Linked DNA regions of Homo sapiens: region 2 is linked to region 1. A link is a loop called in an ENCODE intact Hi-C map of the cell type or tissue named here. Cell type or tissue: endothelial cell of umbilical vein. All regions are shown on one strand.

Region 1 (8,000 bases):
TAATCCCCAAGTGAACCATAAAGAACACTCCGGCTCTCCCAGTTCCACTTGGGAAGTTGGAATCGGGACCTAGGGGATGCAGCAGAGGCCATGCCATTGTGAGATGAAGGAAGAGATGACTCTAGACAAGGATGTGAACAGTGCATTGTGCAATCCTGTACACCATGGGGTGACCTTTTATAGCCCTAAGTTAGTATGAAGAGTTTAGTGTTTACATTTCATGTTTATTAAATAGCCAGGTTTAATTTGTTATTCAGCCTCATCACAGCATATATAGAAACAATTTACCATATATTATCAAGGGATTAAAAAAAAGAACACAATTGCAACACACAGTCATTCATGCCCAGCAAATTCCTAAATCAATATTTCATGCCCCATGGGACCTCCTGGGCAGAAGACAATAAATAATTTGCCTTGATTGAGTAACACTAGATGATGCCAAGCCCGGGTTCCATTTTCTTGTTTTGCCTGCTCGGTAGATAAATATGCCTGTGATGTGATATTTTTCCATTTGTTATCCAACAGCTTAGCAAGTACTGGAGTAGCCAGTAAAGAAGTGTTATACAGAGAAAGAACAATAATCCTGACCAATATTATTAAACCACCCTGCCTAACTAAAATGTCAGGTACTATCAGGTATACATTGAATGAAGAATGATAATATTTAATCTATAGTTGACCAGTAATTGAGTCTCATGTTTTGCACTGTTAAACAAAATATTTTTACCTTTCAAGGAATTATTTATAGCAAGTACTATTTATCACAAAAAAATTGAATCAATTTTACTAATTAAATTAACTTATTTATAAAACCCTTGGAGCATTAGTATAAAAGATCACATTCTTTGCTTCCTTCTGAAAGCAGGTGCAAGAATGATTGCATAAATAATGAAAGAGAAAAATGGGTATTCGTTTTCATTTTTTCCCTTTTATATTTAAAAGCAAATGGTCTGGGTTATTGTTTAACTGGACAAGAATGGATTCTTCTTTAGAGCTGTTTGTCTCTAAATACTGCATGGCATTCATTTGTTGACATTTTTGGTTATTTATTTCTGTAGCTGTCCTGGATGCACAAATAACAATGCTCTTCACCCTAAGGGGAATATTATGGGCCACCGGCTTTTTGGAAGGTCCATTTTTTGCCCATCCTATAAGCAAGACTCACAAGTCTTCACAAATGGTACAGCTATATCACCCCTCCTTATATTGAATTCTACTCTGTAGAAACTAATATTCTCCCTAAGTTTGTTTTCTTGAAAAGGAGCTGAATCATGAAATGAGCATCTCTTAAAAAAAAAAAAAAGTAAAATGAGCAACCAAAAGCAAGGAAACTGTCCTGATGCTGTTATATTAAGTTAATTTTGATTATTAATTAGTTGTTTTCCTCAATGTGTGATCTCCTTCTCTGAAGCTCACTGGGGCCCATTAACGGTAAGCACAGGAATAGGCCCTACTCTGGATAGGACCAAGTCCTTTCACCTCTAGGCATCTGTAGAAGACTGTTAGAAAGAGGGCCAATAGCAGTGGTCATTGGTGCTCTCCAGCAAGCTCAGCTGTCCAAAGATAGCTTTGAGGTAAGGGTGCAACCAAGAGTTCTCTTTTCAATTCTGCTTACTTTACCAAAGGCCACTTTCTGATTCTCATTTATATCCCTTTACTTGGAGAGGAAGTGAACGGGCATCCATGTAATTGACAGAAGGTAGAGAGAGATTTGGGCCTGGACATTTCAGTGTGTAAGTCATGTGTGCGCAGTGATAAGCTAAGTAATCTTAGTCATATGTCACTATCCTTTTTTGTAAAATGGGATGATAACTCTATTTTAAGGTGTAATATACATAAAGCACTCAACACATAGTAGGCAAGATATATTGCCCTCTTTCAACTTTTTTTCCACTTACTAGCATTTCTAAATGTCACTTGTTTTCATTGAGTCTGAAACTACTTGCAAAGTGAAACAATTCAAATGATACGTAGAAACTGCACATCAAGTACACAACTGCTGGAGACAAAGTGTAACTAGCTCTGTAATGAGGGTGCCAGGACCATAGCAAAACTAATGTTAAGATGTGTATTCTAATTCACAATCTACATATTATTTCATTTGATGCTCAAAAAGCAATCCGGAAACATTTAATCTAGTATCTGAGAATCACAGAATTACAGAGCTGAATGGGGCCTTGCAGATTACCTGATACAATATCCTCATTTTGTAGATGAGGAAACTGGATTAGAGAGGTCAAGGAAACTGGTTCAGCCAGAATCAGAACCCAGAACCTCTTGGTCATAGTCCAGTGCTTTCTTCACTTCCCTGTCTGTCTGGTAACAGAATTTATAACATTAGATATTTGACCAACATTAGTTTAAGGCTTTGTGGTTTGTTGTTGTTGTTGAGACAGAGTCTAGCTCTGTTGCACAGGCTGGAGTGCAGTGGTGCAATCTTGGCTCACTGAAGCCTCTGCTTCCTGGGTTCAAGCAATTCTCCTGCCTCAGCCTCCTGAGTAGCTGGAATTACAGATGTGTGCCACCACACCTGGCTAATTTTTGTATTTTTAGTAGAGACGAGTTTTCACCATGTTGGCCAGGCTGGTCTTGAACTCCTAACTTCAAGTGATCTGCCTTTTTTGAGCTCCCAAAGTGCTGGGATTACAGGTGTGAGCTACCGGAGCCAGCCATGGCTCAAGGCTTTGAACTCTCACTGGGCTAGGAAGTGCTGGTATGGTGTTCATTCTTCTACCTATTCCTTCAGTTTCAATTTAAACTTAAGATTCTGAACACTTATTCTCCCCACAATTGTAAATATCAAAAAAGTTTGCTGAGTATTTAAATGACTATTGCAGAAAATTATAAACCACCAAAGGATTTTAAGCAGGACAGTAACATGATCGGATTTGTGTTTGGTGGAATGCAGAGGACCTGAGAGACAGGCAGAAGCCCCATCTTAGTTCATTCAATCCACCATTCATTTTCTAATGCAACAGTAGTTTTTCAACACCTATAACGTAACTGAGCACAAAGTGACTATGAAGCTTAGACCCTAGTGAGGAAGACAGATAATAAATGACTAATCAAATGAACAAAATATTTGCACATTGTTATAAAGTATAATAAAAGGTACAAACAGCAGGGTTCTGTAATAGAGAATAATTGGGTAAGGGAGAACCTATTTATATTGGATTGGTAAGAGAAAAAAAGTTACTTTGGGAAGAACCCAGAGAAAAGGTGAACAGTAAATGCAAATATCTCTGAGATAAGACCAAGAGTGATGTGTTTTAGGAATTAAGAAAAAGCCAGTTTGGTTCCTGGAGCATTAATGAGCCAAAAGACAGGCAGGAAATGAGGTAGAAGAGATTGTCTACAGCAGTGGCCTCCTAGAAGACTAAGGCAATACAGATGATGAAGAGGGGAAGATTGGGGATATCTTTCCGAATTTGTGATAGGTGGAGGATGGTAAGCTTTGGGGAAAAATTAAGAAACATTGTTTTCTAGTTCAGACAACTAGTTAATAAGTGACATAATTGGCCGGGCACAGTGGCTCACACCTGTAATCCTACCACTTTGGGAGGCCGAGGCGGGTGGATCACCTGAAGTCAGGAGTTCAAGACCAGCCTGCCCAACATAGTGAAACCCCGTCTCTACTAAAAATACAAAAATTAGCCAGGCATGGTGGTGTGCACCTGTAATCCCAGCTACTCGGGAGGCTGAGGGAGGAGAATCACTTGAATCCAGGAGGAGGAGGTTGCAGTGAGCCAAGATCGTGCCAGTACACTCCAACCTGGGCGACAAAGTGAGACTCCATCTCAAAAAAAAAAAAAAAAAAAAAGAAGAAGAAGAAGAAGTGACATTATTAGTTAAAGCTAAGGAAGTTGGAAAGTGGGGAGGCCTTTGCAGATGTTAGGGAAAAAAAAGAGTAAGTTCAGTTGGGACATTCTAAGTTTGATGTGCCCGCGAAGCAACCAGGTAAAAATGTTTAGTCGGCTGGAAATACAAGTTTGGAGCTCAGGAGAAAGTCTAAAGACTATATATTGAGATTCAGGGGTCATAGATTGAAGCTCAACTTGTCAGAAGAGAAGAGATCATCCAAAGAAGGAGTTTAAGATGAAAAGGCAATAGGGCTTAGACTAGAATCCTGGAAAATGCCAATATTCAAAAAGAGGGAGATCTGGAGAAGTTACATATGTGTATAATGATGAATTGTTAATGATGATAAGGTATTATTCTTATTCTCTATAAGGTATTATCAATGTCAAAGATGTGATAAGAAAGGGCGCTGCTGCCCTAGTGAAGACACAACAGTAGAAAACAGGAAATTGAATGTTAAGAATGGAAAGCAAGAGTGTCTGACCAGAACAGATAGGTTTCATCAGAGCATAACATAGGATATAAGGCTAGAAAGATTCAGGAAGAGGAAAATGATTCAGGGACAGCTGTGAGAAATAGATTAAGGATTTGGGATCTAAAGCACCAAAGAGATAGCTTCTAGATGCTTGAACAAAGTAGTCATATGCATAAAACAGCATTTGATAGTCATTATTTTGACATCTTTATATATAAAGACTTTGAGTAGGAAGTGATTGAGTTTGGGAAGAATCCAAAAGAAAGATGTTGGAGTAAGTCATATCAGGCTGAATTTAAGTGAAACGTCACATGTGTACATATTTGTAAAATATCTCTGCCTTTACGTATGTTTATCCAGAGTAGTAAACTGTATTATTGCTTAATGTAAAGTCCTTTTAGTCTGCTATTCCATGAATGGAAAGTGGAGAAATGCCGTATGATTCAGGGTCCAGTCAGGCAAACTGAAAACATACCCTGTATCAAACAGAGGGAGTTGAATACGAGAAATTAATTACACTGTTGATGAAAGGGCTGGGAAGCCAAGCAAGACATGGGAAGGCAATTCAGAGATTAGCCACAGCAGGAAGCTGCTTCTTTCTCGAGGGCGAGGGCTGGCTGTATGCAGGGAGGATGCAGAATGTCAGCAGAACCCAGAAGCTGGGCCGCCTGGCAGGAGCTAAAACCAAAGCAAGGACTGAGCTGAGAGCCTGTCCAGAGAAGACCTGCAACTATCAGGAGGAGTTGCAGCCACAGCCAGAAAACACAACCAGGGGAGAGAAGGAGAGAGAAAAGAAGACGAGAGACAAATACCCACCCCCTGGATTCTTTTCTTCCCCCTTCCATGCTTCTACCAGTGTGTAGTGCTAGCAGGACTGGCGGGAAGCCAATTAGCAGGGAGAAGGGCAAGGAAGTGTTTGGGAACAAACCTAATAATTTGCCCAGAAGGTCTTTCCTAGTGGGCTTCTACAACGATTCATAAATAGAGATTTTAAATCTCACTAATATTTTAAATTTAGGAGAAGCACTAACAATGTTTCCAATTCAATCTGGTATATTTGCAAAAATGAATTTTTTTCCCAGACTAAGCTAAATTCATGCTTTTCTCAAGAGAAAGCACTTCTACATTTTAACAGTGAAATATAAGCTCTTCCCTGATTGCCAAAATCACCATTAATTTCCGTCATCATTTAAGAAATAAAAAAATTTCTACTCTTGCTCAGTTATCAACTCAAATTAATAGTTTGGTTTAGCTATGATTGCATAGTACTGTAAGCAGCAAATCCAAAAATCTTATTAATATTAAATGCTGCGGTCAAACTACGTGCTATCTGATAATATTTCATTTATTTTATATGCTATAATTTTAGAATTCATAATGAATTCTAAATGAATTCTAATCCATGAATTCATAATGGAAGATTTGAAAGACTATATGATTTACAGTTATGATTCATTTGTATAAAATTATTTGATACAGCCATTAATGCTTTGCCACATGTATACATGAATAAGTATAATTTTATTTCAATATCAAAAAATGAATTAATCCATATTTTCCTTCAAACGTGTGCACACTTGTTAATATGTATATGTTACGACTTTTTAAATGCTCTTTTATTATATAATCAGAATATAAATAGAATAAAGAAAATAAATAGGTTATATATGGACTTTAACATGTCTCACAAGACTTGAAAAGAGCAATTTCACAGCAAACAAAAATAACTATCCGTTTACCATGTATATAAAACTTCTGGCAAGTGATACCCACAAAATGATGGTATTAACAATGAGTAGCATATGTCGGTCATGCCTCTACCAAATCCAATAAGTTTCATTAAGTTGCAAGTTCCTTACTCAAAGAGGCAGTGCTATATGCTGAAGGACTAGGATAGCTATGGATAAGACTAAGAGTGGTCCCTGACTCAAAGACAGCCATGCATAGGCTAGTCAACCCCTGATATAATCTGATATTAAAAGCAAGTAAAGTCATTGGTGATCAGCTAAGCCACACAGATTGGCTCCTTCTAGTATGTAGGCTACAGAATAGAAGAGGATTGGCTGCTTGGTATTGAAGGAATCAAAAAGCCAAAACCTTGAGATTTCAGTGGCTCGTGAGATAAAAGCACTTTTGGAGCTGCCTCAAGTGTCCATTGACCCCAGTACTAACCTACAAATATTGTCAAAATAACAGTCACCTGCTAACCAATTATTTTTTGTCACATTATTTTGAGTGAGACTGATTCTTAAAACCAAAGCAACTTATTCTAGCAAAGAACAAAAAGAACTTAAAAGTAAATTCAAGAGGAGATAAATTAATGGACAATAAGTCATGGACCCAAGGCTTTTACATATATTTTTGCCAGAATGAACCCAGGGCCTACTGACAATAAACTGGATTATAGCTAGAGTAATTGGGAAGTCAATGGAAACTTGAATAAATTTTCTTGAAGAAAGGAAATTGAACACTGGCTCTTAGGAGTTGGTAAGCCGTGATTGCAGGAAGCTGCAGGAAGCTATGTGATCGTGCCCCTGCACTTCAGCTTAGGCAACAGAGCAAGACTGTCCCAAAAACAAACAAACAAACCAAAAACAAAAACACTTTATGAGCTAAACTAGAGTAATCACCAAGGAAACACCCATTTAGGATGGGAAGATACAGCATAAGAACAGAGCCAAGGCCTGGGACTTTTCTGCATTCCAGAAGAAACAAGCAAACCATTTTTTCTTGAATAACTATTTGATGGTTGCAAATATGGCCAACCATAGGCAGAAACCAGAGACAATGAAACTTTATTCTTGAGAGGCATATTGTTAGGAGGAACTCCCCAGAAGAGCATTTGAACCCTACTGCTGGGGCTCAGAAAACAATATCCCAAAGTATGGCACTTTGGCATGCTAGTCCTTTGAACTAAAGGAGGTTGGAAGCCCTCAGAAGCAGTTTCAGAAGCAAAGTCTCTCTCTCTCTCTCTGATCTTCTGCTGCCCTCCTATCTCCTGCCCCCTACCCCTCTTTCTCCTCCAAAGCAAGTCATAGAAACCAGAATTCCTCTTCCCCATGGTGGGTCATAGAAAATAGAACCCATCTTTCCCAAAGTAAGTCATAAAACCCAGAAATACGACTCTAGCCTTCCCCTTACTCTAACCTTTCTGTATAGGAACTGGCCATGGAGAAGTTCTCTGATCTACCTTAGCTGGTAGTAGAGCATAAGACTTTTGTTCCAGAGGAGTCCTGCCTGATAGCTAGAAGGAAGGAACTCTACACAGAGAGGCCAAGAAGAATCTGAACAGACAGGTCTTGCTAGGTCCCTGCCTCCCTAGCCTATTACCATTATTTAATCCCATGTTTGTCCAATTACATTTATACATGGCTGTTTGCCTATTCTTCATCAAATTCAGACATAAAAATGTACAGTTTTCCCTGGGTATTTGAGTCTTCATGTCTGAAGGCTCCTGTGTCACATAAAACTTTGATTAAGTAAATTTGTTATGCTTTTCTCTTGTTAATCTGTCTTTTACTGTAGGAGTGTAGGCCATGACCCTTACGATGGGTGAGGAAGGGCCTTACACCTTTTCCACCCCTACCCTACTATAGTATAATGTGCGCTACAGTGAATCACACAGACCCACTCCCCCTTCAGGACTGAATACTCATCCGGTGAT
Region 2 (8,000 bases), 510 kb after region 1:
AGGGGAGGCAATTATAGATTCTTGAGAATAAATTAGTTGATGATTCATATATCAAGCCAGGTTGACAAGCAAATCGCTAGCCATGGAGGCCATCCAATTTTGGGTGGCATTCAGGACAAATGTTATCATGACACTGATGTTTTAGGAAGACATAACTTATGTCTGGCATGGCAGAAATTAGTGAAGGAACAAAACTAAATCAGGGAGATCGCTACATTCTCTCTCATGTGATAACAACGGCCTGAACTATAGTTACAGCAGTAGACATAGAGAATAAGAGAAGCTTTCAGCTGATTTAAAGGAAGAATCTATGGGGCTTTATGATAGATATGAGATGGTAGAAGGGAAAGCATGAAGGTGACTCCCAAGTATCTTGCTAGCAACATAGGCATAACTTACAAAGAAAGCACATAAAATTCAGCTCTAATATGTTAGGACAACTTCAATGTTTTAACTAATCATCTTGCTCCCCCACCCAACACACATGTGTGTTTAGAGGTACAGCCAGGTAGAAGGAACAGAAAATGGAGGGAACAATTTGTAATATTTACATTTTAGTCCAAATATGTATTATACCTTTACCTAAGAGAATGTGAAGCTGGGGTGGAAGGTGATGCATGGAATGGCTCCTACATGCCCTCTAAGAGATCAAAGGTTAGTGGGATTATTTTGGTCCCATTGGCCTTCAGGAGATCTTACATTAAGCTTGGGCCTCACCACCTAGTATTAGGACCTAACCAATACCCAACACCCCTGCCCTCTTCTCGCCCACTACTATGAAATATGAAAGCATTTTACTGGAGAGCAACAGAACCTGTAGAAAATATTTTGTTGAGTTAAAAAATAATGTTGAAAGCAAAAATGCTGGCCTGGTGTGGTGGCTCATGCCTGTAATCTCAGCACTTTGGGAGGCCAAGGCAGGTGGATCACTTGAGGCCAAGAGTTTGAGACCAGCCTGGCCAACATGGCAAAACTGTGTCTCTACTAAAAATGCAAAAATTAGCTAGGTTTGGTGGTGCACATATGTAATCCCAGCTTACTCATGAGGCTGAGGCATGAGAATCGCTTGAACCCAGGAGGTGGAAGTTGCAGTGAGCTGAGACTGTGCCACTGCACTCCAACCTGGGCAACAGAGCAAGATTCTGTCTCAAAAAAAAAAAAAAGGCAAGAATGTTGACCAAAATTCGAGATTGCAGTCTTCAAGAGTGCATTATGTGTCTTTGGATCAGAAGTTCAAATAATAACTCAGCACTGGGTGTAGTATCTGGTATAAAATTGGCTCACAATAAGCATATGATGAATTAATAGACAAATTTTCTTATTTTCATTTTCTTTTTATATGTTGCCTTTGCTTGAAAAAAATCCAAAGGCCATCATCACTATGGTACTCTAAAGAATGTTAGAAGATAGCTAAATTTAAGACAGCTGTGACAATTTTGCAGCACAGTGGAGTGGAAGAAGCATTAGGCTCAGTAGACCTGGGTCTGAGTCCTGGCTTTCCTTGTAATAATCTGTGCTACTTTTGGACAAATCCCTTTCTCTCCCTAGGCCTCCATTTTCCCAAAGGTAGAAGAAGGTGCTGGATCAGGAGGGATCACTGAATCTATGCAATAAATCTATGCCTAGGCTGGTCATGGTGACTCACGCCTATAACCCCAGCAGTTTGGGAGGCCAAGGCAGGCGGATCACTTGAGGCAAGGAGTTCGAGACCAGCGGGACTGACATGGTGAAACCCCGTCTCTACTAAAAATACAAAAGTTAGTCAGGTGTGGTGGTGCATGCCTGCAGTCCCAGCTACTTGGAAAACTGAGGCAGGAGAATCGCTTGAACCCAGGAGGTGGAGGCTGCAGTGAGCCGAGATTGTGCCACTGCACTCCAGCCTGGATGACAGAGTGAGACTCCATCTCAAAAAGAAACAGATAAACAAACAAACAAACAAAAAATGTTGCCCAGAAGATCCAGTTGTTTAAAATTTCTTTTCTGGACTTAAAATATGACTTGGTAGGATTTTCTTTTCATCACCTGATGGATGTCATTTGAAAAATCTTCTGTAATAACCACAATGAATGTGACCTCTAAGCCCTTTCAAGACCTTTAAATAAACATGATATGACAATTATTTTGTGGCATCCATGAGTCACCCATGAATTTTACCACACTGTGCATATGATTTGATCATCATAATCTGAAAAGCCTTTCACAGGAAACACCTGCTGAGACGTAGTTCAGCCCAGCTGCTCTAAATATGAAACACGTCTATACATGTCCCCATGGGAACAGAGATAAGCAGGATAGACTCGGCAAAACCTAAAATGTGCAGCTTTCTCCTCATTCTGCCATTCTTCCATCAGGTGTCTACCATCTCACCTAGAGGCCCCACTCTATATCTTTTTCTCAGGAAAAAGAGCAAAGGAGCAACCATTGGCATGTGCCATTCTACCAAATTTTAACCAGATTTAATTGTCCTGGTCATATTTGGTTCAAAATTTTTTCTTTCCTATTAAAAGCAGCAACAAGTTGGTGGAGATTTATCTTGGTGGGAAAGTATCAAGTAATAGGAAACAGATCCGAGCATAATGGATACTTTTAGAGGTCTGTCTTGCTCTATCTCTCACTGCACCGTCTCCTCTGTGTATAGCTCAGGACTAGGGAATCATGTGCTAGCAACCCGGACTCCTCCATCCTTGCCCTGACTTCTTGACGCCAGTTGCTTTCCTTTCAACACCCTGGTCTAAGTCTCCCAGATGTTCAGCTTTCCCCCTATGCCTTCCTCATTCTCCTGTGGCTTCACCATTGGCCTAGGTTCTCGTCTTTCTCTACAACTCCCCTTTTCAGGGAATCCACAGTTTCAGATCTTGGAGTTATTGCAGTTTTAAGCCTCCTAGAAAGTATGCTTCTGGAACATTAATCTTTTAACAAATAGGTATTCAGTCACACCCGGCTCTTTGCTAGGTGTGAAAACATGGCAGCAAGAAAAACAGGCAAGAGGAACAGCAGCAGCAGGAAGCAGATCGCCCCCTTCAGGAAGGGGGTGGCATAGGGCTGGGAGTATGTAGTAGGTGGAATAGTGTCCCCCAAAAGTTCAGGTCATCCCAGAACCTATAAATACTTTATTTGGAAATATGGTCTTTGCTGATGAAATCAAGTTAAGATGATGTTATATTGGATTTGGGTCCCAAATCCAAGAGGACTGGCATCTTTATAAGAGGGAGATTTGGACACAGACACACAGAGGGAATCCCATGTGACAACACAAGTGAGACTGGAAAGAGGCAAGCCAAAGAGCACCAGGGATTGCTGGCAACCACCAGAAGCTAGGAAAAGGGAAGGAGAGATCCTCCCCTAGAGCCTTCAGACAGAGATGGCCCTGAGGACACCTTGATTTCAGACTTCTGGCCGCCAGAACTATGAGAGAGTAAATTTCTGTTGTTTTAAGCCACCAAGTTTGTGCTAATTTCTTACAGCGGACCCCAGAAATTAATTCAGGTTATCAAAGGGATTAAGTACAGGTAGAGGAAGCAAAGCCCTGAGAACTTTGCCCCTGGGCACAGGAGGACGGAGGGTCTTAGACCAAGGATCTCCCAACTTTGGAAGCCAGATCCAAAGCTCTCACCCCCAATATGCGTGGATATCAGAATATGTCAGTGTTCGGGGAAGATGATGATAGTAACAATGATGACTACAGTTGTTACTAAGATAAAGAAAAAGAGAAGAGACAGAAGAGGGAAAAAGTGAAAAAAATGAGATGGAGGAAAGCATAATTTTAGAGTAAAATGACAATATCATTATAATTTTATATCTATGACCACAGTCAAGCTGAATGAGGAGTAAAACTCCAAACTCTTGTTCTTCTGGGTAAAATAATATTTATTATGTAAACTGCTTTCCATTTATGCCTAATAATATAATGGCACAATAACAATTATGTGTATCGTTAAATGTTAGATTTAAGTTATTGTAAATTTCATTTGGTCAAAGCAGTAAACACTATGGAAATGACTTTTGTAAACAGTGGCTCCTAACATGTGGTCATTAGCTCACAATCCAAAACAAAACCTGTAGGCAACATTGCTTCATTCCATTCAAATAGGTACAGAAAATATGATGTGGTACTCATGCTATTTATGAATTTCACCACCCAGACAAAGATAAGGATTGGGAGAAATTACGCATTTTATTCCATATGAAAGCAAATGTTAAAAGAACGCAGCCAGTCCACAGCGTTGCTATATCCTTTGTCTATAGCATTCTTCGACCAAAATAAAAGTGCTACATGTTCGACAGAGGAATGTTAAGCTTTCTTTGGCATACCTCTAACATATCTGCTGCCTGGGTTTTAACAAAGACTGTTTGTCATTAATGTGTGCTCGCTGGTTTGTATACCAGTCTCACACACACAATAAGGTCTCCTTTCATGCTCCCACCAAGACTTAAGAAAAATATCCTGCAAATGTGAATGCACAATCATGTCTAATTGTTGCAGTTCAGCTGAACTTTGCCTCTCTTATTTTGAGACCATGAACATAATCTCACAGTTCTCCTCTCCCAAATATAACAGATTTTTTTGTTTGTTTGTTTAATGATCAGTCTGGGATTAAACAAAATGCAATTTGTTTTTAAAGATATTTGAAACTAAATAGGAAGTCTCATTATTGGTTTATTGGTCTATAACCAGGTTCTTTCCTGTAGAGAGATGTTTTCAACATTCAATGTGAAATCCACACATAGCAGCACCCTTTCTAGGGATGGGGTGTTGGTGCCCTCTTGAGGAAGAAAGAACAAGGCAAAGGAAAAAGTTGAAGAAAGCAGTTGGAAACTGGGAGAATATTTAGGTAGCCCTGTGCTTAAAAAAACTCTAGTCTCTCTCAAAGGGCAATTCAGTCTGCCTGGGATATGGCCAACAAACTTTCTGCATTTTGTTCCAGCACAAAACTCACACGTTATGATATTTATAAGTATAGCCTGTTTTACTACCACTTTTTATTTACAGTGTGTTTTCCAAGGAAATGCCATTTTGATGAAGCAGTGCCGCCCTTGCTTTCATGTAGCTCACAGGCAAGAATGACTTTTGATTATTAAATCCACAGTCACCTGACAGAATATTTGCCGTTCGATCCCTGGGAGCGGTACTTGAGGATCACAAATCTCAAAGAGCTCCATCTATTTTACCCTCCTCCCCCACTTCATACTCTGGCCTAATCTAACTATACACAGTCGGTAATTTTACTCTTTACTTAATATTCACTTCTGCCAAGCTCCTAATCATTTGTCTTACAATTCTTTGAACTCAGTCCAATTTTCTGCCTCATTCTGATTCCAGGAATGTGGGCTTAGACTATCTTTTTTTAATATATATAGGACAAGTGATACCTTTAGTTAGACTCTCCACCCTCAATCCCCAAATTTAAAAACCTTTTTTAAAGTTTCCTTGAAAGAAAATTAATTGACAAATGAACAATCCCAGAAAACTAAAGAGACTTTAGGAGCATTTTACTGGATTAATTCTAATAGAGTATCAGCAGCAAATCTTCTGTGGTTCTAACTTAACACGCAATGGACCCTTAACCCAATTTTGGCCTTAGAGCCACCCGTCTGGTTCTCTCTTAAGTTAGTATTATCTTGGCACTGGTCAGTGTAAAGATGCAAACGTGTTGGCTTCCAAGAGACAGTATAGTATAGTAGTAGATCAGAAAACCATTTTAAAACTATGTCACCTGAGTCCTAATTCCCTCATCTGCCACTTTCTGATTATGTAAATCTCATCAAGCTCTCTGGGCCTCATCCCAGTATCTGTAAAATCGTAATGTTCAAAGTGCCTCTGTGGGCTAAGAGACCCTGGGGCAATCCTAGGGACACAGGCCAGGACTTCTTTTTGGCCATTTGTGACAATAGTTCCTGTTTCTTTGAACATATTGAATTTACAAAGCTGTTGAGGAAAACAGAGCTTAAAATACTCTATTTCAACAAAACAATATATTAAGTTAAAATAAGGGAACTAGAGTAGAGCCTGGGGTGGTCTTTAGCTTTGTTTTGAATTGTCCTGAGACAATTGTCATGTTTTGCATCCTTGCTACTTTGTGACAGCCTCTCTCTCTGTGCCCCAAGTGAGAAGCTGCAGCTTGACTCCATTCATGTCAGTCTTTGTAGGTGTCACAGGGAAGCTGCTCTTTCAAGGTGGGGAAGCTGTGACGACTGTGTTGTGTCCACAGTGCTTCTTTGTGAACAAACATATTTTTGCCAGATCTGCCTAAGAAAGAGTGGGTGTTGGATGGTGAAGAAGGCAGAAACAGATTTTTATCTCCATTCAGAGCTTTGAAACCTTTCATCACTTTAAGAGAGAGATTTCAGCATCAGAAGGCTGAAAAACCAGGTCAGGTAATATTAGATTGTTATATAATGTGACCTGAAGTCAAAAGTAAAGGGAGTTTGCTGGGGGAAAAACAAAATAAAACTTTCTGACTCTGTTATTTGTCTCAAAATTCTGAACCTCCTGCTCACTGTCATACAAAAAGAATTTACTTATCAGCTCAGGACCTGAAAGGAGTCTCTTATTTTTTGACCAAAAATTCCCCCAAAACATCCCTCCTAGAGCGATTGCAAGGATTCAATGAGACAGCGGTTGTAGTGTGCTCAGCCCAGGGCCTGTGAAGTGATTGTAGTCAGTAGATACTCATCACTAACGACTAAGCTTGCCCCTGATACAAGGTACTCAACACGGGGAGGTTTAATGTCTTGTGAGTGAGAGGTTGGCGAGGGGATGGTGGTGGGGGAAACCCAGCAGATGCCTGCAGAGACAAGATGTGTGTCCCTTTAAGTCTGGGCAAGGTCAGACAAGAGGACTAGAATGCTTCCCACAGTTATCACCAATCAAGTCCACCTTCATTGTGGTAGGGCCTGTCTCAACATGGGCTCAGGGGTTCTGCTACTGAGAATTCTTGGAGAAATCTTTGGCATTTTCTACCACATGTTCTATATGCTTGTCTTTATAGCATCTAACTTTTGGCTCTCTTCCTCACAGAGCCAGAAAGAGTGCCGCTTTAAAGGTGAAGAATTGAGCATGTTAGCTGCTGTGTGCCATTGATTATTTTATTGATGCAATTTGTGGTTCTTAAAGAAGAGACTTTCCATGAATAAGATATTTTCCCCTTACTTAAGTAACATGACTTTTTCCCAGAAACCCACCCAAATCTGCCTTAAATCTCATGGAGGTTAAGAATGAATGGACTTAGGTACAACACAAAGCTTATTTCCCTCATATTGTTATTTGTTAATATATCTATTGGGCTTATTGCTTGAAAGGTTAAGAAAAAGACCTGATTTTATTGATAACAAGAAGCATTCAATATTTCTATGCCTGACCCCTCACATCTCAGGATGTATGACTCCACTGCACATCAGACTCTTCCTTAGGGTCAAAATAACAATATTTTAGATCAATAGAGACCATGAAAAGGCTCCTGGAGGATAGTTTTGCTGTGTGTCAGTGATACTTGAGGCAAGTAGTCAAGAAGAGCAGGACAACCACCTTCCAGAATATCCCAAGTCTAAGTGCCCCAGCTGTTTCTCATAAAACCCGCAAAAGCAACAGGGTTTTTCTCTTGCCTCAAGTGGCTCATTGGCTTACATAGGCATCCTTGAGATTTAAGGTATAAACAAGAGCAACTGTAATTTTAACTTATACAATATGTGTGTAAATAAAGATATGACAGTGGGTTAGCGATTTTAAAGAGAGAGAGAGAGAATCTAGTGTTATTCTTTAATCATCTCTCTGCTTCTAATGTGTTAATATCAAGATCCAATATCTCAATCCCACCCTGTAGAGTTTTCCTTGTTACTTTGGAGTTCCTGTAATGTGAACTCTTCATCACTAAAAATCAGTGATTACATGTATTCCATTCTCTGGAAATGTTTTCTGAGATAAGCGTTGTTTTTCTTAATGCTGGATAGCCAGAAAATAAAATTGGCTAACCAGAATAATTTAGATACCATCAACCGCTGAG

What was found. Hi-C counts contacts between places; a loop is a spot of excess contacts. Peaks named below come from ENCODE experiments on the same cell type or tissue, not always from the same donor. Only the 100,000 strongest peaks of a DNase experiment are listed, where the experiment ranks them.
Region 2: a loop joins it to region 1, with 4 times the contacts of the local background. A loop is called at or near these places in 2 of 110 quality-filtered maps.

Annotation. Positions count from the first base shown.
Region 1 is chr2:204,535,582-204,543,581 of GRCh38, reverse strand. No RefSeq gene overlaps it. Among named protein-coding and RNA genes, the nearest start is that of PARD3B, 5.9 kb to the left of the region's middle. RefSeq lists a silencer at 4,369-4,569. In endothelial cell of umbilical vein, no CTCF peak of the experiment used is centred here; a DNase peak (open chromatin) is centred at 4,601; H3K4me3 peaks cover 256 bases; H3K27ac peaks cover 2,238 bases.
Region 2 is chr2:204,021,470-204,029,469 of GRCh38, reverse strand. No RefSeq gene overlaps it. Among named protein-coding and RNA genes, the nearest start is that of ICOS, 89 kb to the right of the region's middle. RefSeq lists an enhancer at 2,049-2,108. In endothelial cell of umbilical vein, CTCF peaks have their summits at 3,039 (motif pointing left) and 4,763 (motif pointing left); DNase peaks (open chromatin) are centred at 2,169 and 4,789; H3K27ac peaks cover 1,174 bases.